Linked DNA regions of Homo sapiens: regions 2 and 3 are each linked to region 1. The links are chromatin loops, found by intact Hi-C in ENCODE. Cell type or tissue: B cell. All regions are shown on one strand. Each heading gives the region's core, and the rest is flanking DNA. Links, peaks and the distances in the headings are about the cores only.

Region 1 (7,917 bases), core at 745-5,744:
ACCATCCTCACGATTGTACCAATAGTGCTCCTTCAATCCAAATCACATGCTTCCTTGAATTCATGAAGGCCAGAAAAACCTGTCCAGCCCTCTGCTGCAGACTTAGTCCCAGGGTTAGTCCCATAGTCCACCATGACTCTCCCGTGCCCTTCATGCGGAGGAGAAGCAGAAACCACTGAGGCCCAGTGGCTGCTCGGAACAGGGCAGTGGGGGGTGGCCTCACAGCCCCAGGGTCCCTGTTCACACCCTGAAACACGGCTGACGTCCTAGCTCCAGCCCGGGACGCATCGATTCTCAAGAGGCATCACTACTGTTCAGTCTGTGCCAGGAGAGGAAGCTCTTTGAGTGGGGCCCAGGCTATTCCCAGGGCCAAAAGTGTGTTAGGTACTTGATGAGGAGCTACATAAACTTCTCCTGGATTTTTGCAGAGCACAAGTCAGTGAGGAGAAGGAAGAGGCCATGGGTCACACACTGAGGAACTTCATCGGTTCCCATTCATGCCAGGCCTCCCTCAAGGCACCCCATGGTAGGAAAAGCACTGAGCCCAGGGGTGGGGTGAGGGGCCCCTGCCCTGCAAGGCCCAGCTCCACGTGCCAGGCTGAGCTGGGGATGTTACTGGACACCCAGGGCCATCACATCTACATGACAAGGTAAGCGGGGTTCCCGTCTCACAGACAGGTCAGGACACGTAGGGAGCTCACACTTTGAGGCCCGAGATATGCTCTCTGACTGCATGACAGTGACGGACGGGCCCTGAGGACAGCCACCTCTGCTAAGACAGGCCGCCATGCCAGCCTCCTCCATAACTAAACAGTATAACAGGGAGGCTTTCCATGACCACGCCCAGGTACCAGGCCAGGTGGCTCTCCCCACAGCAGGGAGGGGCTCGCCACAACCCTCATCACCAGCAAATCAGGGCCTTGGCAGACACAGAAAGGCTCTAATCTCATGAGAAGAGAAACAAAAACACTAAACCTAAGCAGGAAGAAAAACGCCCTCATACTCTACCTGTCTCCAGGACACCTGGTGCAGCAAAGAGGCGACCTTTTCCTCCAGTTCTTGAATCCTACTTTGAGCCCGTTCCCGATCGGCCCTTTCTGACATGAAGTCATCCTTGTAAGCGAGAATCTGAAGAGAGGCGAGACACACATTTCTGCTCAAGGAAGGAGGAAGCGCCCCACCAGGCTTCTCCCACCCCCACAGTGACCACTGCCCACTCAGTGCCACCAAGCCTTCAGCCCAGCCTGTCCCATGATTTCGGCCACCACCGGCCAGCAGACATCTGGTCAGTGCCGTCCGGAGCCCGAGGGACAGACACCTGCTGTTCCAGCATCTGCACCCGCTCCAACGCAGCATCCCGGGCCGTCCTGGAGGCCGCCAGCTCCTGCTTCACTTCGGCACAGTCATTTATTTTCTCTTCCAACTGTCTGTTGAGCCGGGAGATCTCCTTCCTCATCAGCTCGGGCTCGTGGGGGATCTGCAGCCCCCTGAGCTGCGCATGGAGCCCCCTCACGTATTCGTCCCTGCTGGCGTTGTAGCGCTGCCACTTGGCATTGAGGTCTTCAACCTGAAGAGGTGGAGCCGGAAAGCTCACGGTGAAGGCAGCTGACAAAGCTGCTCAAGCCAGCACCCAGTGTGAATTATGTATTAGCAGTGATTCGCTGAGTGAGAGTTTCCTCTTAAATGGAAGCTGCCCCTCCCTGTTCTGTAGAGAGCAGACACTAGGCCCGCTAGAGAATCCTGAGGCAGCACGATGACACCCGTACGCAAGCAGCATGAACGGAGGTGGACTCGGTGCAGCTTTGCTGTCTTAGAAAATGGACCTCCTGCTGCTAACTCTTGCATCTCCTTTACTGACTTGTGGATTAATTTTAGGGGGATGGAGATGGACAGGACATGTCCCGTACGTCGTTTTAAGCAAAAAAGTCCAGTCTCTAGGGACTGTGTGTATCAAGTCCTAGTGGCCAGAGGGCGGGGGGCGACTCTGGGCATCAGCCAAGGAAAGAACCCTCACTTACAGTTTGTAAGCCATGTGTTCTTCTCAAACGAAATGTGAAAGACACTCACGTGAGTCACCTTCTGTTTTAACAGTCGATTTTCTTCCTGCAACTTCTCAATAACACTCTGGACAGAGGTGTGCCCATCTGTGTGTTCCGACTGCATGAGGAAGGGACAGAGAGAAGACACTCTGTCACATACAGCAAGAGGGGAGAAAGCTAGACCCAGAGGCTGAGGCCACAGATTATCACTGCGTCCCCCAGTGCAGCGGGTAGTGATCATTCATTTGGTAGAGAAGCAAAGCAGGGACAAGGGACCACCTTCTCCCTGCCCAGGCCCACCCCACCTGGCCCAGGCCAGAGCCCGGATGGGAGGTCTTCAGGCCACACCACCTTTCACACTGTCCTTATCCCGTCCCACCTACCAGTTTGAGCTGTTTGTCTTTTAAATATTTGGAATGTAAATATTCTAAAGCCATAATGTCTGCAGGGATTGGCACACCAGACATGATAAAGTCTTCTCATTGCCAGAGATTTGCCATTATCACAGACAGCAGGGAAGGCAGGAAGCTGAATCCCATTGTAAACCAGAGGATCTCCAGTGAGGGGGCCCCCAGCTGCCCAGGGTGGGCCTGGCCATGCACCCTGCTTACCTCCTTTGGAGCCCATGACACTGTCCTGTCTGCAGACAATCGGGTTCAACCAGGTGATTCTGGACACAGGAATCTAACCTCTGCCCCACGCAGGGTCAGGAGTCACCGAAGCCACAACCCAAACCAACCCCCACTAACAACTACAGAGCTGAATGAAAAGTCTCCTGAAACTCGTGTGTACCCTACAATTCTGACTGTATCTCAGTGACATAATTTTTGAGAATTCCCCTCAAATGACAAAGGAAGTGCACGTCCTAACACAGCCTACACCGGGAAGCCCCGGGTGACTCAGCTGAGTTCAGGGCTGAGAAGTGACACTTATTTAGAGACTGTGATGAGGGCCTACCCTGCCACTGGCCCCACCCCCGCCTCAGGCTCAACACTGTGTGTGGCTCCTTTCAAATCCCCAGAGGGAAATGACACAGTGACTCAAAATCAGACCAGAACACCCTGCCTCCGCCCAGACGGCACTTTTCCTCTGGTTTCTGAATGCAGCTGTGTCCTCTCTGAGGTTCCCCGCCTGGAATCCACCCAGCTGAGGTGGGCAGTTCTCAGACCAACCTTCTCCCCAGTGGGCGCCTCGGTGAAGCTGCTGATGGGTGCGGGATGTACTGTCTGCCACAGAACATCCCAGCGCGTGTGTTTCTGCATGAACCTTGGTGCTGCCTCAGAGAACTGCCTAGAAAGGACCCGAGCGAGAGGCCCTGTGCCCGGCAGTGCGAGTGAGATGGGGTCTCAGCCTAGGTGAGATGTGCACGGAGTGCCTCCATTCCCCTGCCTGCCACACACAGACCACCACAAGCACCAGCAAGATGGAAGGTGCCTGGCACACAGATGCCTTGGGCCACTGCTCCCCTACTTTTCTGCCTAGGAGCCCCCTGGTTTCTCCTGATGCTGAAACTCCCACGGTCCTTCTCTCTCCCACTAGACCCCACAGAGAGCTACAGCCCAGATCCAGCCTATCCTGGAGGTCCAGCGAACCCTTCTTTGGCCCTCACTGTCACTTGGTGCCGCTGCCCCCGGCCCTTGCTTTGATGATGAGGAGGCTGTGGCCCTGAGCCAGGTCTCCAAGCTTGCGGGAGGCCGTGCTGCTGGCAAGGACATGCCTAAAGCCAGCTTTGGAGATGGCGGTTCCAGCTGTGCCTGCATGCACTCAGACACACTGAGCCTGAAGAAGGCGGGCACTCACGGTCCTTCCAGGAGTTTGGGGTGTGGAACTGGAGGCACTCCCCATCCCCAGCAGTACCACCTGGCTCTGCTTCAGTTTCCTCGGATGGAGGATGTGACTACACTTCCTCCAGGCAGCTCTGCCAGGCTCAGCTCCTCCTCCTCATCCTCAGCTGAGGCAGATGAAAGCCAAGTGCCATCTCCCACCTGGGAGCGGGGTCGGCCACAGGCCTGGTGCTGGGCAGTGAGGTGGCTGCCTGCTTTCCTATTACATTTTGCATGTTCCATCATTTTAAAAGAAACCCTTGGATGAGTGAGCTTTGCCCCGTCAGCTGACTCTCGTTACTGAGAACAGAAGTGGGTTCTGGGGCGCCCCCCCACCTCTGTGATCAGGGGCCTGTAGGCGATGCTCCCAGCACACAGAGGTCTTCCCCACACTCTGCTTACACTGTGGCCTACCTGGTCAGGACTTCTCTCCCCCACATTCCTTTGTGCATGCTGTCGTTCATCCAGACACTTGGCCAGATGCTGACACATGTGGGCGGTGGCGGTCAGCGTCCTCCGCAGCTGATGGGTCTCGTTGGCCAAGGAGCGGCACAGGACGTCACTGGCGGCCCGGGCGCGCTCCCCTTCTGCCATGCTCCTCCGTAGCAGGACGACTTCCTTCTCTCGCTCGTGTTGGGGCTGGCTCAGCAGCTGCTGCATCTCCCTCTCTTTTTCTTCTAGTCGCTCAGTCAGCCTCTCAATTTCCTAAGTGGAAGATTTAAAAGCACAGTTTACTGAATTAAAAGAAGCAGTGTCAAGAGCAAATGTTCAGAAAGCAAAAGAAGACCTGGCGTGGATGCCCCATCACCAGACACAAACATACTCACTCAGAAGTTGGGCGTTTGAACTAACAATTACTCACTCAGAAGTTGGGCATTTGAACTATTAACTCTGGAGTTTTTCAGCCTACAATGTTCTGTTCTGAAACTTCATCTCAAATTTTTTTTTTTTTTGAGACAGAGTTTCACTCTGTTGCCCAGGCTGGAGTGCAATGGCACAATCTTGGCTCGCTGCAACCTCCACCTCCCAGGTTCAAGCGATTCTCCCACCTCAGCCTCCTCAGTAGCTGGGATTATAGAGCCCACCACCAAGCCCAGCTAAAAGAATTTTTTTTTTTTTTGAGACGGAGTCTCGCTCTGTCGCTCAGGCTCGAGTGCAGTGGAGCGATCTCAGCTCACTGCAAGCTCCGCCTCAGAGGTTCACACCATTCTCCTGCCTCAGCCTTCCGAGTAGCTGGGACTACAGGCACACGCCACCACGCCCAGCTAATTTTTTGTATTTTTAGTAGAGATGGGGTTTCACCATGTTAGCCAGGATGGTCTCGATCTCCTGACCTCATGATCCGCCTACCTCGGCATCCGCCCACCTCAGCCTCCCAAAGTGCTGGGATTACAGGCGTGAGCCACCACGCCTGGCCCAATTTTTATATTTTTAGTAGAGACGGGGTTTCACCATGTTGGCCAGGCTAATCTCGAATTCCTGACCTTAGATGATCCGCCAGCCTTGGCCTCCCAAAGTACTGGGATTATAGGCGTGAGCCACTGCGCCCAGCAATTTTTTTTTTTTTTTTTTTGAGGCAGGGTCTCACTGTCACCCAGGCTAGAGTGCAGTGGCACAATCATGGCTCACTGCAGCCTCGACCTCCCCAGGCCCAAGCGATTCTCCATCCTAACCTGAGTAGCTGGGACTACAGGCACGTGCCACCGTGCCTGGTTAACTTTTTTGTATTTTGTAGAGACAGGGTTTTGCTGTGATGCTCAGGCTGGTCTTGAACTCCTGGGCTCAAGAGATCCACCCGCCTTGGCTTCCCAAAGTGCTGGGATGACAGGTGTGAGCCACCACGCCCTGCCAAATTCTATTTTCACAAGCAAGTTCATAATTTTAGATTTCATATCATCAAAATGTTTTTTTGAGATGAGGGTTTCGCTATATATAGCCCAAGCTGGTCTTAAACTCCTAGGCTCAAGCAAATCCTCCCACCTCAGCCTCCTGAATAGCTGGGACTACAGGCTCAAGCCACCACACCCAGTTATCATCAAATTATCAAAGTGGCAATTCCAAGCACTTTTTTGATGGGATAGGTAGAAACTCCACTGTGGTGGGTAACCCCAAAAAGATGTCCACAACCAAACCTCCCATTCCCCGGTATCTGGGAATGAAACCTTACTTAGAGATAGGGTCTTTGCAGATGTAATTAGTTAAGGTGGGGACAAAATGGATTAGGACGGGACTGGTGTCCTTGTAAGCAGACAGAAGTCTGGACAGACACACAGAGAGAAGACGACCACGTGACAACAAAGATAGGAGTGACGTCTTGTCTTGTGGATAAAGGCCAAGGAACACCAAGGATTGGTGGCCCCCACAGGAAGCTGAAGAGGCGAGGAAGGGTCCTTCCCTAGAACCTTGAGAGAGAGCCGATGCCTTGGTTTCTGGCTTCTGGCCTCTAGAACTGTGAAAGATTAAATTTCTGTTGCTTGAAGCCCCCCAGTTTGTGTTACTTTGTTACAGCAGCTCTAGGAAATTAACACACCCAACCCCAATTACTTCTTAAAGAATTTAAAAAGGTTCTTAAAATGACAATTTTATTTTGAGATAGGGTCTCGCCCTGTCACCCAGGCTGGAGTACAGTGGTGCCACCATGGTTCACTGTAGCCTCCACCTCCCAGACTCAAGTGATCCTCTTGCCTCAGCACCCTAAGTAGTTGGATTACAAGTGCATGCCACCGTACCTGGCTAATTTCTGTATTTTTTGCAGAGACAAGGTTTCACCACTTTGCCCAGTCTGGTCCTGGACTTGAGTGATCCGCCTGCCTCAGCCTCCCAAAGTGCTGGGATTATAGGCACGAGCCACCACATCTGACCTGACAATTTTTTAATATCTGGCCTTAAATTTGTACTTTTCCGTTTTCAAAGAATCCTCCAAAATAAACAGTACATTACATGAAGGAGGTGAAGCAGGCTCAACTAGTCCATCCCACAAGTGAAGAAACAGTTTCAGAAAAGTCACGGAGGAGCCCAAGCTTCCCCCAGAAGTGGCGGGAGAAGGGTCCAGCCTCTGTGTCTAGTACTTGAGGTAAGAAGGGACAGAGACCGGGAACCTAGAATGTTCTCATCACAATGGAACAAAATACTAAGCCCTATTACTGCGAGAACCCTGATTATTATTATTATTATTATTATTATTATTATTATTTTATTATTTTAGAGACAGGGTCTCGCCCTGACACCGAGGCTGCAATACAGTGGTATAATCACAGCTCACCGAAGCCTTGAACTCCTGGGTCCAAGTGTTCCTCCCGTCTCAACCTCCCAAATAGCTGGGACCATGGGCTCGAGGTCAAGGCTGCAGTGTGCTGTGACGGTGCCACTGCACTCTAGCCTGGGTGACAGTGAGACCCTCTTCAGGGATAAAGGACTTTGAGCAAAACCTGACTTCTGGTTTTTTTTTTTTTTGATAAAGACAGGGTGTGGCTATGTTGCCTAGGCTGGTCTTGAACTCCTGGCCTCAAGCAATCCTCCTCCTGCCTCAGCAGGGGTCACCGTGCCCAGGTAAAATCTGATTTCGGAGCCTCCTTCCTGCGTTGGTCAAATGCTGACAGTAGGAGAAACAAACAGCTCCACAAACAGGAGGGCAGCATGTCCACAGCTCGTAGATCCTGAGGGCGTGGCTCTCTCTTGCCTCCACACCCTAGTACTCAACACTGAGCCCAGCCCCACACAGATGCCCAGTAAATGGGAATAAGACTGGGCCATACAGAGACAGATCAGGACGCAGGCTCTACGCTCAACCCGTGGGGGCAGGCCAGCCCTGCAAAGGGCTGCCCCACTCATCCTCCCCTCGGCAGCATGAGGGCCCCAGGACCCCTCCAGCCCCCGGGCTTCTGGCATTTGTCACTGGCTCTGAAGTTGCAGAGCTTTGTGCTGGTTTATCTGTCTGAGTGCCTTGTCCAGTTAGTAACAGTTCTTAGGACACAACAGCACCTCGACCACTGTGGTCAGAAAACAAGGTACGAGCTGGAGTTGTGGGTCTACACACACAGGCACAACACACAGAC
Region 2 (7,917 bases), core at 921-5,920, 50 kb before region 1:
GATTTTTTTTTTTTCTTTGAGACGGAGTCTTGCTCCGTCACCCAGGCTGCTGGAGTGCAGTGGTGCGATCTGTGATCCTCCTGCATCAGCCTCCCGCGTAGCTGGGACTACAGGTATGTGCCACCACGCCCAGCTAATTTTTTGTATTTCTAGTAGAGATGCGGTTTCACTGTGTTAGTCAGGCTGGTCTCGATCTCCTGACCTCATGATCCACCAGCCTCGGCCTCCCAAAGTGCTGGGATTACAGGCATGAGCCACCACGCCCGGCCAAGAAATTTTTTTTAAAAAACCAAACTGTCGATGTTCTGAGGAGTTCATACCGAAGTGTTCAGAGGTGAGTGTAACTTGCAGACGTTCGGCTAAAAAGTGTGTGTGCCTGTAAGAAATAAAGTTTATAAATATGACAGAATATTAGGTCGTGAAGATGAAGCAAGGTGAAGGATGAATGGGTACTCTTTGTGTGTTCTTTCAGATTTTCTACAGGTTTGAACATTTTTGAAACAAACTTGGCAGTGACTCTCGCCTCTCTAAATGCAGGTGACGTGTTTCATGGCATCAGCAAGGAGGACCACAGACACTCGGCCCCAGCCGCCCCGAGGAATAGCCCCACGGGCTTGGCCCCCCTCCCAGCGCTCTCGCCTGCTGCGCTGTCACCTGCTGCGCTCTCACCTGCCTCCACACCTCACCTTGCAAATCTTGCAGCCCCATCATTCCCCAAAACAGCAACCACAACTCCTGGGTTTGTGGACACACGCAAGAGTTTCTGTCCTGCACCCCTACCCCCGGCCACAGATGGCTCCATTAGCGCCCCTCCAAGTGTCTGCAGGTGAGCCAAGTCCTGACTGGGGACGTGGGAGCACTTTGGAAAATGGGTGTTATGCCTCACTAACACAGCTACAGAAACTCCCCTGGGACCATGCAGTGGAAAAGTCTAGTGAAATGCCGAGGGAATGCAGGGATGTCCCCAGCAGAGGCCATGGGTAGAGGGGGGCTCCCATCTCAGCCTGTAGTTTTGCAGAGGGAAGAGCAGGGGCCGTGGGCCGCCATGGATAGGTGGGCCAACTACGCCTAAACACTGACAGCATCGGGGGTGTGCATTGTTTTTTACTCATTGTATAAGTTGTATTTGTTATACCTAGGGTGGAATCAGAGGAAAATGAATGAAATGTGTATATAGTAAAAACACAATACAACAAACACTCAACAGGTGTGTTTTTTTGTTTTTTGTTTTTTTTCTCTGAGACAGAGTCTCACTCTGTCGCCCAGGCTGAAGTGCAGTAGTGCGATCTCAGCTCACTGCAACCTCCACCTCCTGGGTTCAAGCGATTCTTCTGCCTCAGCCTCCCAAGTAGTGAGACTACAGGCATACGCCACCATGCCTGGCTAATTTTTGTATTTTTAGTAGAGATGGGGTTTCACCATGTTGGCCAGGCTGATCTCGAACTCCTGACCTCAAGATCCACCTTCCTTGGCCTCCCAGAGTGCTGGGAGTACAGACGTGAGCCACTGCACCTGGCCAGACTTTCTTTTTAAGACAAATTCTGTTACCTTTGAACTCGCCTGTTTGAAGCTATACCCCTTTTCGAAGCCCCTTAGTATGGAAGCTGTGGTGGCAGGGGCAGTCTCAGAAGGAGTCATTGGAGAGACTACGTGTTCCTGTTCAGTGGCGCTCTGTGAGCACTTTGAGGGACCGCCTGCATGCATGCGCACACGCCATGTCTCCCACGTGAGCCCCTTGCTGCTTGTGTATGACTCCCTAGTAACCCTGGGACTATGCACCCTCTGCGCTGCCTCTTGTCTGTGAAATGGGCAGGACAGTGGGTGGTCATGTGCAACAATGTGAGTCATTGCCTCCCGGGCCGGCCACTTGCTGATGAGCTTGTATGCGGTTTTGCAGTGACCCTGACTGCGAAGGGCACCGCTGCGAGAATGGTGTCTACGACCCACAGCAGGATGATGGGGACGAGAGTGCAGATGAGGACAGCTGCTCTGAGCACAGCTCCAGCACCTCGACCTCCACCAACCAGAAGGAGGGCAAGTACTGCGACTGCTGCTACTGCGAATTCTTTGGGCACGGCGGGGTGAGTGCATGAGGTCAGCGCATCATGATGTGGGAAGTGTGCAACACACGGGCTCCTTTGCAGAAATTCTGTACTAGGTTGAATTCGGGGTATATTCCACTTCTAGGGTATATCCATTGTAAAGAAACAAAGAAAAATATATGCCCAAAGATTTAGCCATAATGATTTTTTTTCTTCATTTTTTACTTTGTGGTTTTTAAGGTAACTGGTAAATCAGCAGTGAGGTATTCCTACTGAATACCCATTGGTAGGAGGTTGTTAACCATGGTGTATCCATATGGTGGAACATTGTAGCCAGCGACAGCAGCGTTGTGTGTGTGCAGTTGGGTTTCTCTTGTTTGAATACAGAGGGCGTTGGTACACACACATACTTGTCCATCTTTCCAGAGCTGTGATTTAATTTATACAACCAATTATCACCCACTGTTTAAGAGGGATGGGTGACAGGAATAGCAGGGGCTTATAGTTGTTCTTTTTCTGCTTTAGCTCTGTTTGCATTTCCTAAAATGTTCACATGTTTTTATAGCAAGAAATTTGGCAGTAGGATTCAGGGCTTTTTTTGGCACCAAAAAGGAAACCCACAAATGGATGGAAAGATACTACAGACACATTTATTGACATGAAAAGATATTCACACCATGTTAAATAACAGGTAGAGGCCAAGCATAGTGGCTTATGCCTGTAATAGCAGCACTTTGGGAGGCTAAGGGAGGATCTCTTGAGCCCAGGAATTGAAGACCAGCTTGGGCGACACAGGAGACCCTGTCTCTACAAAAGATAAAGAAAATTAGCTGAGTGTGACAGCACACCCCTGCTTGAGCTCAGGAGGTCAAGGCTGCAGTGAGCTATGATCGCACCACTGCACTCCAACCTGGGTGACAGAGCAAGACCTTGTCTCAAAAATAAATAAATAAATAAATAAATAAAATACATTAATCAGGATTTGTAATTGTTTCCTTTTCAGTTTAAAAAATCCACTTATGTGCATAGCTATACATGCTTTATCAGGTTTTTCATGAATATGTAAAATTTGAGAGTAGGTATCAAAATGCCACTTTTGGGTGACTTGCTGATAGGTTTTTCTCTTTTTCTGCTGGTTGTTGTATTTCCTTATTTTTCACAACAAATATATACTACTTGAGTAATAAAACAGTTTATTTTTGGAGGTGTGGTCTGAAATTTATTATATTCAAAATTTTTAAAACTTAAGCATAACTTTGTTGTTTTTCTCAGCCTCCAGCTGCACCAACAAGTAGAAATTATGCAGAAATGAGGGAAAAGCTTCGCTTACGGCTGACCAAGAGGAAAGAGGAGCAACCTAAAAAAATGGACCAGATCTCAGAAAGGGAAAGCGTCGTTGACCATCGGAGGGTGGAGGATTTGTTGCAGTTTATAAATAGCTCCGAAACCAAACCAGTGAGCAGCACGCGTGCAGCGAAGCGAGCAAGGCATAAGCAAAGGAAGGCAAGTGACAGTTCTCAGCACCTGGAGGCGCCAGGTCTGAGGGCATTTGAAGGTGCCGTGCCACGCCAGTCTCTAGGCAGGGCTGAGCCACAGGAGGTCGGGGCTCTGACGTGTGTTCACTTGCCCACAACTTTGTTCTGAGAGCCAGCCTGTCTCTGGTGGCCTGAACTGGAGACTGGTAAAAAACTTAACTTTGTGTTTTCGGGAAATTACTTCCCCTTTTGTAGAATGGGTTTGTTCTTGTGCTGGCCATCATGAGGGCAGCAGCAGACACTCCAGCTTTATCTGCTGGAGAACCTTCTTTTCGAAGAAAGGAGCCGTCAACTGTAGAGATGATAGAAGAAAGGCCCAGGTGGGCTTTTGGGGCCTGTGGGTTCAGAAGTGTCTTTGATATGAGACTGGGGCGGGGCACTTGGCACAGGGAAGTCTTCTGGACTCAGGTCTGAGCATGTCCCCCATGCTGCTCTTGTCCCACTGCTGTTCCAGATGAAGACCAGCACATGGCATTGATTAGAGGGGAGGAAAATAAGTCTTCATGGGAAGACATGAGCAGTTCCCTCCTTACCAGAGGGCATGGTGTGTCACAAAAAGCAAATGTCAAATACAAAAAACGTTAGCCAGTCATGGTGGTGTACGCCTGTAGTCCCAGCTACTCAGGAGGCTCAGGTGGGAGGATCACTTGAACCTCAGAGGTGGAGGTTGCAGTGAGCCGAGATTATGCCACTGCCCTCCAGCCTGGGTGACAGAGTGAGACTGTCTCAAAAAAAAAGACAACTTTTTTCTCTTGGAGGATTGTCTAAATGCCCCTATGCTGGAGCAGTTCCAAAGAGCCTTCTGGTTTCAGCTCCCTAAAAGTGTCAGGCTCCAAGAACCAGACCTCAGTGAGCAGATGTGGGCTGCATGCAGAGGGAACTTGTAGGTTCCTGGGGTTCTGACAGTAGGACAGTGGTCTTGGGAAGAGGCCAGGTTTCTGTCTGCAGCATGGTCAGGCAAAAAGGTGAGGAAGAGGACGATCCCACAGTGGACCAGAGGGTGGGCCCGATGTCCTGTGTTGTTACTTGTATCTTAGCTGTTGTGATTGTTCTACCCTCAAGAGCTCTGCTCATACCTCGCAGTCCTACAGTAGATTTAGACTGACTATTGGGCCTGATTGGGAGGCTTTGGGGGAGAAGCCTTGTCCCGTGCCCCAGAAGACTAGAGACTGCTGGAGTGCAGAGAACACAGTGTGTCCTCCATTCAGGAGCGTCCAGCATCGGGGTACCCACGATGGTCCAAGGCCCTGAGACGTCCCATTGGGATTCACTGGAGGCCTCTGGGACGCCTTCCTGAGTTTTCAGGGTACTCTCCACCCCAGGCTCTTGCCCTCTGACCTTGCAGGTGGTCTGAATCCAGACTTGAGGCCCAGCTGAACCTTAGAGGCTGATGTCATAGGCCCTGCCCAGCACCCAGTCCCACCTCGAGGGACCACCTCCTGGTGCTTTCTACGCTGCACCCATTTTACAGAGCAGCTCACAGATGTGTGTTGAGGCTCACTGGCTGGCTGGTTGTTGAAGGGACAGCAATAGTTGACCTATGGACTCTGTCCCGTAGCAGGTCCAAACCGGGGGCCTGTGCTGGGGCAGCCGTTCTGCTGGAGACCAGGGCACCTGCCTTTACATGCTTGTTATTTGTCCATATATTGACAAGGCACGTGTGCTGGATTTAGATCAGCTCTGAGAGGATGCCAACTGGCCAGTGTGTGCCAGCGAGTGTCCTGATGGAGTTGGTCTCTCCTCTGCTCCCGTGCAGGCCCACAGCTCACTCTAGACACTGGACTGCAGGACCCATCCACGAGGTGGCTGCTGGGTGCTGCTCCTGACATACACATGGAGAAGGATGTTAAATAATTTTTACTTGAATTGTCAAATGAAATTTTTAATAACATACCATTGTTAAATTTTTATCATAATTTTTAAGTTTTTCAAAAGACAAGTCAATTTGCCTGTTTAAAATATTGTGAAAAATAATTTACACTTGGGGAGTACTTTTCTATTTCTCTAGGAGAAATGCTTTTGGCAGAGTTTCTCATAAGCCCCAGCATTTCTAAAGGTTGGTGGTGGGTGGAGCCGTGCTCCTAACACTGATGACTCTCATCTGCTTTCTGAACACAAAGAACAGTTTCCATTTGTGCCCCTGGAGTTTGTGTGCATCACTACTCAAATGCTGTCTTTACTTGGGATGAAAATTAATTTTCCATCAAGTTGGACAGTGAGTCATTTGCTCTGTCACATCTGTCACACTAGTGAAAATATATGGCACTTCTGTTTATCTGCTAGGGTGGGAAGAAGGAATTTCTAGTTCTTTACTACACATTGCTTTTTGTGGTGCCATCACAGCTCATTGCAGCCTCAACCTCCTGGCTTCAAGCGATTCTCAAACCTCAGCTTCCCAAATAGCTGGGACCACAGTCGTGCGCCCTCACATCCAGCTAATTTTGATACTTTTTGTAGAGACGGGGTTTTGCCATGTTGCCCAGGCTGCTCTTGAACTCCTAGGATCACAGGTGTGAGCCACTGCACCAGCCTGGTACACATTTCTTACATTCCCTGTTCAAGTGAATGCATTAGCCTTCGCCTGGAAAGGTGGGTTTGCTCAGAGTTCTGGCGGCACGTGTACAGCCTCAGTACTGCCCGGGCAGTCTGTGGTATTGGTTACATCATCCACTCGGCCAGGCGGCATGATGCCCTGCCGCACCTGTGAGGGGGTAGCTGACTCCCTGGATGTGTGCTTTGCAGCTGCTTTGTCCTTGGTTACTGTGTTTAGTACCAGGTCAAAGGCTATCGGGAATTTTTTGTTAACTACCACCCCCCCCCCCACACACACACACACAAATAAGTAAGCATATACTTTAGTAAATAGATGAAGTTTAACAATCCTGCAGAGTAAGAGAATTGGAGGTGGGTGTGTGTTAAGTTTTGATTTATTACAGCCTCTTCAGAGTTTATGTTCCATATGTGATTCGTTTTTGAAATTATCTTAGTTTTTCTGTATGACTTAATTTTTAGCACTCACTGTAGTCTTAAATTGCCTTCTTTTTGCATTGGCAGCTGGAGGAGAAAGCTCGCCTAGAAGCAGAGGCCAGGGCCCGGGAGCACCTGCACCTCCAGGAGGAGCAGAGGCGGCGGGAGGAGGAGGAGGATGAGGAAGAAGAGGAGGATCGTTTCAAGGAGGAATTTCAGCGGCTTCAGGAGCTTCAGAAGCTAAGAGCTGTAAAAAAGAAGAAGAAGGAGAGGCCAAGTAAAGACTGCCCCAAGTTGGACATGCTCACTAGAAATTTCCAGGCAGCAACAGAGTCTGTTCCTAACTCTGGAAACATCCACAATGGCTCACTAGAGCAAACTGAAGAACCAGAAACCTCTTCTCACTCCCCATCCAGGCATATGAACCACTCAGAGCCCAGGCCAGGGCTAGGGGCTGATGGGGATGCTGCAGACCCCGTCGACACCAGAGACTCCAAATTTCTCCTCCCCAAGGAGGTGAATGGGAAGCAGCATGAGCCACTCTCTTTTTTCTTCGACATCATGCAGCACCATAAAGAAGGAAATGGCAAGCAGAAGCTGAGGCAGACCAGCAAGGCCAGCAGCGAGCCAGCGAGGAGGCCCACAGAGCCCCCCAAGGCCACAGAGGGGCAGTCCAAGCCCCGGGCCCAGACTGAGTCAAAGGCTAAGGTGGTCGACCTCATGTCCATCACAGAGCAGAAAAGAGAGGAGAGAAAAGTCAACAGTAATAACAATAACAAAAAGCAGCTGAACCACATCAAGGACGAAAAGTCAAACCCAACCCCTATGGAGCCCACCTCTCCCGGTGAGCATCAGCAGAACAGCAAGCTGGTGCTGGCAGAGTCCCCTCAGCCAAAGGGCAAGAACAAGAAAAATAAGAAGAAGAAAGGAGACAGAGTCAACAATTCAATTGGTAAATACAGAATAGCGGGAAGGTATTTCTGAGCGATGCCTGGTTTTCCATGTGTGATGTGCTAGTATAGGAAAACACTGGGTTTGGCATGCTCTCGCCATGTGGCCTCCCTCCTGTAGAAAAGAGCGTAGAGGGGCCAGGCATGGTGGCTCACACCTGTAATCCCAGCACTTTGTGAGGCCAGGGTGGGCAGATCACCAGAGGTTAAGAGTTCGAGACCAGCTTGGCCAACATGCTGAAACCCTGTCTCTACTAAAAATAACAAAAAAAAATTAGCTGGGCTTGGTGGTGCACCTGTAATCCTAGCTACTCGGGGAGGCTGAGGCAGGAGAATCGCTTGAACCCAGGAGGCAGAGATTGCAGTGAGCCAAGATCATGCCGTTGCACTCCAGCGTGGGTGACAGAGAGACTCCATCTCAAA
Region 3 (7,874 bases), core at 1,881-6,880, 300 kb after region 1:
AAGTCCACAGCGGAATCACAGTGTAGACGACTCTGCTGGGGGCTGGGGACCTGGCTGGGCTGAGGACCTGACTTCCTTGCCAGCCACAGGGCCTCTGTAAAGGCCTGCCTCGCGCAGGTGTTGAAGTTTAGGGACACCTGCCTGTCAGAGGCATTTGAACAAGAGCAACTCCATCTTGAATGGGGGCTGGGTAAAATGAGCCTGAGACCTGCTGGGCCGCATTCCCAGGAGGTTAGGCATTCTTAGTTACAGGATGAGATAGGAGGCTGGCACAAAATACAGGTCCCAAAGAGCTTGCTGATAAAACAGACTGTTTTAAAGAAGCCGGAGCTAGGCGCGGTGGCTCATGCCTGTAATCCCAGCACTTTGGGAGGCCGAGGCAGGTGGATCACTTGAGGCCAGGAGTTAGAGACCACCCTGGCCAAAATAGTGAACCCCGTCTCTAATACAAAAATTAGCCAGGTGCAGTGATGGATGCCTGTGGTCCCAGCTACTCGGGAGGCTGAGGCAGGAGAATCTCTTGAACCCAGGAGTCAGAGGCTGCAGTGAGCCGAGACCTGGGCAACAGAGCAAGACATCGTCTCAAAAAAAATAATAAAATAAAGAAGTAAATAAAGAAGCTGGGAAACCCACCAAAACCAAGATGGCGATGAGAGTGACCTCTGGTCATCCTCACAGCTCATTACATGCTAATTATAATGCATTAACATGCCAAAAGACACTCCCATCAGCGCCATGACAGTTTTCAGATGCCATGGCAACGTCTGAAAGCTACCCTGTATGTTCTAAAAAGAGGAGGAACTCTCAGTTCTGGGAATCGCCCACCCCTTTCCCAGAAATCTCATGAATAATCCACCCCTTGTTTAGCATATAATCAAGAAATAACCATAAAAATGGGCAGCCAGCAGCCCTCTAGGCTGCTCTGCCTACGGAGTAGCCATTCTTTATTCCTTTACTTTCCTAAGAAACTTGCTTTCCCTTTATGGATTAGCCTCGAATTGTTTCCTGAGCGAGATCCAAGTACCCTCTTTTGGGGTCTGGATCGGGACCCCTGTCCAGTAGCACTCCCTCCATCTTGCCTGCTGAGGAGGAAACTAGACCTGGGAACCGACCAGGGTTGCAGGGCCCAGGGCCCGAGGGCATCGTTCATACCCTGGGCTGGTGGCTATGGAACTAATAAAGTCCTTTTTGTTTCTTTGTTTCTTTTTTTGCTTAAGCTAGTCTGAGTTAAATTTCCCCATGCCCAAGTGAAAGCTTTGACTGAGAGAAATAAACCTAGGCCAGGATTTGTACACAGACCATTTGGTAACTTGTTCAATTAACATGTTGAACATCTCATTTTTCTCTTTCTGTTTATAAGCAAGCATGTATGTATTGAAGAGAACTTTGAAATTAAGAAGAACAGTGCTCGCTGTGGCAGCATATACACTAAAACTGGAATGATACAGAGAAGATTAGCATTGCCCCTGCACAAGGACGACACACAAATTTGTGAAGCGTTCCATACAAAAATATATTTAAAAAAAGAAAAAACACAAAATCTCGTCTTTAATATTAGCTGCTGTGCATAGGCAATCCGTATCAACATTTTGTTTGCTATTTATATAATTAATATAGTGATTTATTTCTTTCCATGTCATTTGGCTGCTTAAATTTTTAATGTTTTTTTTGAGAGTCTCGCTCTGTTGCCCAGGCTGGAGTGCGGTGGCGTGATCTCGGCTCACTGCAACCTGCATTCAAGTGATTCTCATGCCTCAGCTTCCCGGATAGCTGGGATTACAGGCACCACCACCACACCGGCTAATTTTTTTTTTTTAGTACAGATGGGGTTTCACCATGTTGACCAGGCTGGTCTCGAACCCCTGGCCTTAAGTAATCTGCCCATCTCAGCCTCCCAAAGGATTACAGGTGTGAGCCACTGTGCCTGGCCTGCTTAATCTTTTATTACATATTTCAGTCATCCATGATATTGTGAAGTTATATTTGGTTTTCGTTCAGTCTCCTGGCATATATTTCCCCAAATCCTTGGAATCTTCAAAGTGATGAATGTCTTTTTTGTATGTTAATGAGGTGGCTGGTGGCTCCTAGACAGCTTCAAGATAGGAGGTGGGGCTGGTCACCAGAAAGAAGAAGGTAGGGTTAGAAGGTTGGGACTCAGCCCTACTCTTGCCCTCTGGGAAGGGAGAGGGGCTGATGGTTGAGCTGATCGCCAATGGCTAATGATTAAATCATGCCTATGTGATGAAGCCTCCATAAAAACCCAAGAGGACAGGGTTCAGAGAGCTTCCGGGTAACGTGGAGGTTTCTAGAGGGCAGCGCACCTCCCTTCTACGGGGACAGAAGCTCCTGTGCTTGGGACCCTTCCAGAACGCTCCCTATGCATCTTCTCATCTGGCTGTTCATCTGTATCCTGTAAAATATGCCTTGTAATAAACCAGGAAATGTGTTTCTCTGAGTTCTGTATGCTGATCTAGCAAATTAATTGAACCCAAGGAGGGGGCTGTGGGAACCCCCAATGTTTAGCAGGTCAGTCAGAATCACAGGCCAAATAACCAGGGGCTTGCAGTTGGCATTGGAAACGGGGTTCAGTCTTGTGGGAACTGAGTCCTCGATCTGTGTGGTCAGGCGCTGTCTACAGGTAGATGCCGTCAGACTTGAATGAGAGGACACCCAGCTGGTGTCCGCTGCAGAACTGATTGCTTGCTTGTGGGTGGGGAGAAGTATTCTGTGTTGATTCTTGAGTGAGAGAACAGGAAAAGGACACTGCGCTTTTCCCCTAGATCCTCAGGGTGGCTGAATATACATATGGAATACGCTGTAGGAGGAGTTATGAATATCTGTGAGGGGAGCAACACCCAGTGTGCAGTTAGCTTCATGCCTCTTCATGGGTCACGTGTTCAAAAAATGTTGGGGTTAGCGTGATCGGAGGATGTGGTTTTCCTCCCTCTGACGTCAAAAGGTGAAGCAGAGGACACGAGAACCCTCACTGCACCGCCTCTGGAGACGGCCACGGCCACTGCAGGCTCTGTGGTCTCTTACCAGGAAGGGAAGCATTGCCTGGCCGTGGCCTCAGATGATTGGCTAAAGGCAATAGAAGAGTGAGATGTCTGTTCTTTTTTTCTAGAGCTGGTTTCTGTTTATTCTTTAGGAAGGCATTCCAGTGAAAGGGTATTAAGGAAGGGGCACACTGAGGCGAGTCTGACCTGTCCTGTCACGGCCAGGAACTCAGTTTTTAAGGTTTCTCTGAGGTCTCCTCGACCAAGAAGCGGTCCGCTCAGTTGGCAGGGGTTTTAGGATTTTCTTATGTACCTCAAGGGAGCAGTAAACATCACATCATAATTTTTTTTTTAACAAAAAAGCACAATATGCACTCAAAACAGTGTTTGAACATTTTAAAGAATACATATTATATACCTCTGTTAAATGAAAAACTTCAGCCAAATTAAATTTAAATGAGTTTAATTGAGCAATGAACGATTCACGAATTGGGCAGCCCCCAGAATCACAGCAGATTCAGAGGGACTCCAGGGATACCTCGTGGTCAGAACAAATCTATAGACAAAAAAGGGAAGTGACATATAGAAATTGGAGGTGAGTACAGAAACAGCTGGGTTGGTTGCAGCTCGGCATTTGCCTTATTTGGACACAGTTTGAACTCTCAGCAGTGTACGAGTGAAGTACGGCTGCTGGGATTGGCCAAGACTCAGGTACTGCCACAGGTGCAGACTCCCAAGTGAGGATGTCAGGGTTTCAGTCTTGTCTACCAATTAAGTTAGGTTGCAGTTCGTCCACAAGGACTCAAATAGAGAAGTATGGAGTCCTTCTCAGGCCATATTTAGTTTGCTTTAACAATTCCACCCTTTTGGTCATTTTCTCAATTTTGAGAGATTGACCAAAACTTTAGTCATTGATGTCACTATCACCATCGTAAATGTACTTATTTGGTCCTGAAACCCTCTGAGAAACAGTAGAACAGTGAGTTTTGCAAAGGTAGGAACAAGGACTGAGGGTACCTCCTTATGCTGGAACGTCCTGTTTATAGGGGAATCTGTTAGGATCTATGTGTTTCCTTAAAGTCTTAGTTTGATTATGTCACATTTAGCATGAGTGACTCCATTTTTGTTTGGCTTAGTCTGTTGGGACATAGTGCATGAGCTCAGTCCAAAACAATGGCCTCCCATAATTTTATTTTAATAAATTCCCCTTTCTGTCCAGGTTCTCACTTAGGTGAGTGTGGGCGGCAAGCCACCCAGCTGCCAAGGCAAGACCCCGAGGGCACAAGCTGTTCCAGTATAATAAAAAATATATATATAGAATAAGAATAGTTATACTAGGCCGGGCGCAGTGGCTTACGCCTATAATCCCAGCACTTTGGGAGGCCGAGGTGGGCAGATCATGAGGTCAGGAGATCGAGACCATCCTGGCTAACACGGTGAAACCCCGTCTCTACTAAAAATACAAAAAATTAGCCGGGCGTGGTGGCGTGCACCTGTAGTCCCAGCTACTCGGGAGGCTGAGGCAGGAGAATGGCATGAACCCGGGAGGCGGAGCTTGCAGTGAGCCGAGATTGCGCCACTGCCCTCCAGCCTGGGTGACAGAGCGAGACTCTGTCTCAAAAAACAAAAACAAAAACAAAACAAAACAAAACAAAAAGAATAGTTATACTAGAAATAGATTATAGATATGATTAGATATGACTATTATCAATCATTAGTTTGTGGCATTACTCTATTCCAATATTATAATAATCTTTGTTCTACAATTATAACCTAGGAAAAACCAGGCCATACAGAGATAGGAGCTGAAGGGACAGGGTGAGAAGTGACCAGAAGACGAGTGTGAGCCCTCTGTCACGCTCAGACAGGGCCACTAGAGGGCTCCCTGGTCTAGTGGTAATGACAGTGCCTGGGAAGGCACCTGTTACTTAGCCGACCAGGGAAGGGAGTCTCCCTTTGGCCAGGGGAGAGGGGCGGAGGGGTTAGAGAAGACTCTGCTCCACCATCTCTTGTGGAAGGCCTGACATCAGTCAGGCCCGCCCACAGCCATCCGGAGGCCTGACCATCTCCCTGTGATGCTGTGCTTCAGCGGTCACGCTCCTGTTTCACTTTCATGTTCCGCTCTGTACACCTGGCTCCATCTTCTAGATAGCAGTAGCAGAATTAGTGAAAGTGCTAAAGTCTTTGAAATGCATAGAAGAAATAATGACGTAGGCTGTCTCCTCTCTCTCTCCGCCTCGGCTACCAAACAGGGAAGGGCACCCTGTCCGGTGGACACGTGACTTGCGTGACCTGACCTATCATTGGAGATGACTCACACTCCTTACCCTGCCCCCTTGTCTTGTATCCAATAAGTAACAGGGCAGCCAGGCATTCGGGGCCACTACCAGTCTCCGTGTCTAGGTGGTAGTGGTCCCCTGGGCCCAGCTGTCTTTTCTTCTATCTCTTTGTCTTGTGTCCTTATTTCTGTGATCTCTCATCTCCGCAGGTGAGGAGAAAAACCCACAGGCCCAGTAGGGCTGGACCCTACAGGCGAGAGTGTGACCAAAACTTAGGGCCTTAGCACCACTCTCAGTTACCATCGTTTTGGGTTTCTGGTCTCAGCACGTCATTCATAGGTTACGGTGTCCTCATGGTCACACATTTCTTTCAGCTTCTGCCATTCCAGTTGAAGAGAGACCATTTGTTGTTCTAGAGATGGCTGCATGCAGACATTTAAAACCTTTGAGAGAATGCAGCGCACCAGGGAGACTATTATTATGATTACTGGGAGGATAATACCAAGAGTTTGCAGTATGCTCCTTACCCAGGGTCCCTATACACCAAACCACCCCAAATCAAATAGATCAGACAATGAGCTAGATAAGAGGCTACTCACTCAACTAAGTGGCCTTTTCATTAATCTCCCACAACTGAATCTCTATAATACCTGATGTATTTCTCCCTAGGCCACAGGTGCCAGCAGCTGCACAGGTACTACTTTTCTGTTTAGTCAATTCTATTATTTAGCATACCTTTCACAAGGGAATTGAAAGTCTGTTGTGTAACTATAGCCTTTACAGTAGAGTCTGCTATACAGCCTATCATGAGGGATACATTTCTGGTTATGGCCTCTTTTACTCTAAACCATGGAAAAGTGATGCCCTTCTGGAAGAGTAAAGCCCTCCTGGCAATGCCCTCTTTAACCCATAGTGTGGGTTAAGAGGAGTGAACCGATATTCTGTTTCTGACTGATTACAGGCAACATATGTCTCATTAAAGTTTCTCACCTACACTGGACCTTCATCTTTTATCTATCAAAGTATAAAGTTATCCGTGTATAAGGCTGGCTGCAAAATCCTTCACAAATGAAAGTATACCCCATAAGTGCACACAACAGATCGTCTTTTCATTTCTATTATTCATAGAGGCATAAGCAAGGAACAGATACTCAAAGATAAGAGTCTCATGGCCAGGCGTGGTGGTGCATGCCTGTAATCCCAGCACTTTGGGAGGCCGAGGTGGGCGGATCACCTGAGGTTAGAAGTTCAAAACCAGCCTGGCCAACTTGGCAAAAACCCATCTCTACTAAAAATACAAAAATTAGCTTGGTGTGGTGGCAGGCACCTGTAATACCAGCTACTCGGAAGGCTGAGGTATGAGAATCGCTTGAACCCAGGAGGCAGAGGTTGCAGTGAGCTGAGACTGCACCACCGCACTCCAGCCTGGGTGACAGAGCAAGACTCCATCTCCAAAAAAGAAAAAAAAAAGAGAGTCTCATGACAGTAGAAGTCTTGATCCACGATCTTAGCAAAAGCCGTTCACATCAAGGATGCCATCTTCTGGGGAGAGACTTCCTTGGCTTTACCTTAAAGGTTCCAATGGGTGTACAGTTCCAGGAGTGTGGATGGACCCTTCTCAGTTGTGAGATTATGAACCCAAGTTTCAAGATCCCTAAGTTTTGTTGCAGTGCGGATGGCAAGGACAGTCTTTCTCTGATGTTCTCAGAAGATCCAGTCTTCGGGTTCTAGAATGCAAAGGGTTTGACCTCAGTGAACCATAGAAAAATATACTGTAGCATAATAACCTACTGTTAAAACATCAGCCCTCTTAACATGCGAGAGCTTTTATACAACCCGGAAAACATGCATTGAAAATGACGATTGAATAAAATCCCTTTATAAAATATGTAAATAGCCCAGGGTTATAAACTATTTTAGCAATTTGTAAGTTATCACACACACACACACACACACACACACACACACACACACACATATACACTTTTTTTTTTTTGAGATGGAATCTCTGTCACCCAGGCTGGAGTGCAGCGGTGCAATCTCGGCTCACTCCAACCTCTGCCTCCCACACACCAATGTATTTAATTTGGATTACTTTATCTTTTCCATGATGAGTCACGAAATGCAGAACTTTTAATAACAAAAGCTTTAAGGACTCAGGAAGGACAAGGTGGCCGTCCTGGTTCTCCGTGAGTCCATACTTAATTAACATTAGACTTCAGTCCTCTTGAATCCCAGTTGCTTCTCCAAATTAGGTGCATTGCACGGATAACTGATGGGTTATCACAGGTAATTTGACTTAGACCATGGATTTCATTCAAATTGTATATCTGAACTATTTCAGTGTCAGCTGATTTAAGATGAAAATCTGGCAAACTCTTTTCTTGGTATTCAATTAATTTTTGTTCTACTTGGGTTAGCAGTTCTATAAGCCAGTCAGTCTTTTCATTAAAGTTCCAGGAATTCTTACCCAGTTCAAATGATATGATTCTAAAGTTATTAGAAACCTGTATTCCAAGACTGATTTTTAGGGTCCTTTTCATCCTTTTATGAATCTCCTAAAAGACACCATACTTTTGAAGTTTTCAGAAACCGCACC

The links. Peaks named below come from ENCODE experiments on the same cell type or tissue, not always from the same donor. Only the 100,000 strongest peaks of a DNase experiment are listed, where the experiment ranks them.
Region 2: a loop joins it to region 1, with 11 times the contacts of the local background. A loop is called at or near these places in 4 of 110 quality-filtered maps.
Region 3: it touches region 1 in a loop (3-fold over the local background); 8 of 110 quality-filtered maps call a loop at or near these places.

The regions. Positions count from the first base shown.
Region 1 is chr4:2,743,379-2,751,295 of GRCh38, forward strand. TNIP2 (TNFAIP3 interacting protein 2) reads right to left here. Exons shown (of 6, transcript NM_024309.4): 2 at 4,277-4,567; 3 at 2,068-2,157; 4 at 1,319-1,567; 5 at 1,009-1,128. Among named protein-coding and RNA genes, the nearest start is that of TNIP2, 9.0 kb to the right of the region's middle. RefSeq lists enhancers at 1,464-1,964, 2,560-2,999, 4,410-4,459. In B cell, for the core only: no CTCF peak of the experiment used is centred there; DNase peaks (open chromatin) are centred at 3,013, 3,723 and 5,002; H3K4me3 peaks cover 775 bases; H3K27ac peaks cover 3,564 bases.
Region 2 is chr4:2,693,049-2,700,965 of GRCh38, forward strand. FAM193A (family with sequence similarity 193 member A) reads left to right here. Exons shown (of 21, transcript NM_001366318.2): 16 at 538-826; 17 at 1,898-2,081; 18 at 3,315-3,545; 19 at 6,632-7,496. Among named protein-coding and RNA genes, the nearest start is that of TNIP2, 59 kb to the right of the region's middle. RefSeq lists enhancers at 2,948-3,007, 3,707-4,056. In B cell, for the core only: no CTCF peak of the experiment used is centred there; a DNase peak (open chromatin) is centred at 3,613; H3K4me3 peaks cover 1,810 bases; H3K27ac peaks cover 3,120 bases.
Region 3 is chr4:3,042,697-3,050,570 of GRCh38, forward strand. It overlaps the pseudogene RNU6-204P and HTT-AS. Among named protein-coding and RNA genes, the nearest start is that of HTT, 28 kb to the right of the region's middle. RefSeq lists an enhancer at 5,014-5,373. In B cell, for the core only: CTCF peaks have their summits at 3,039, 4,818 and 5,018; DNase peaks (open chromatin) are centred at 2,955, 3,665 and 5,065; H3K4me3 peaks cover 2,598 bases; H3K27ac peaks cover 4,495 bases.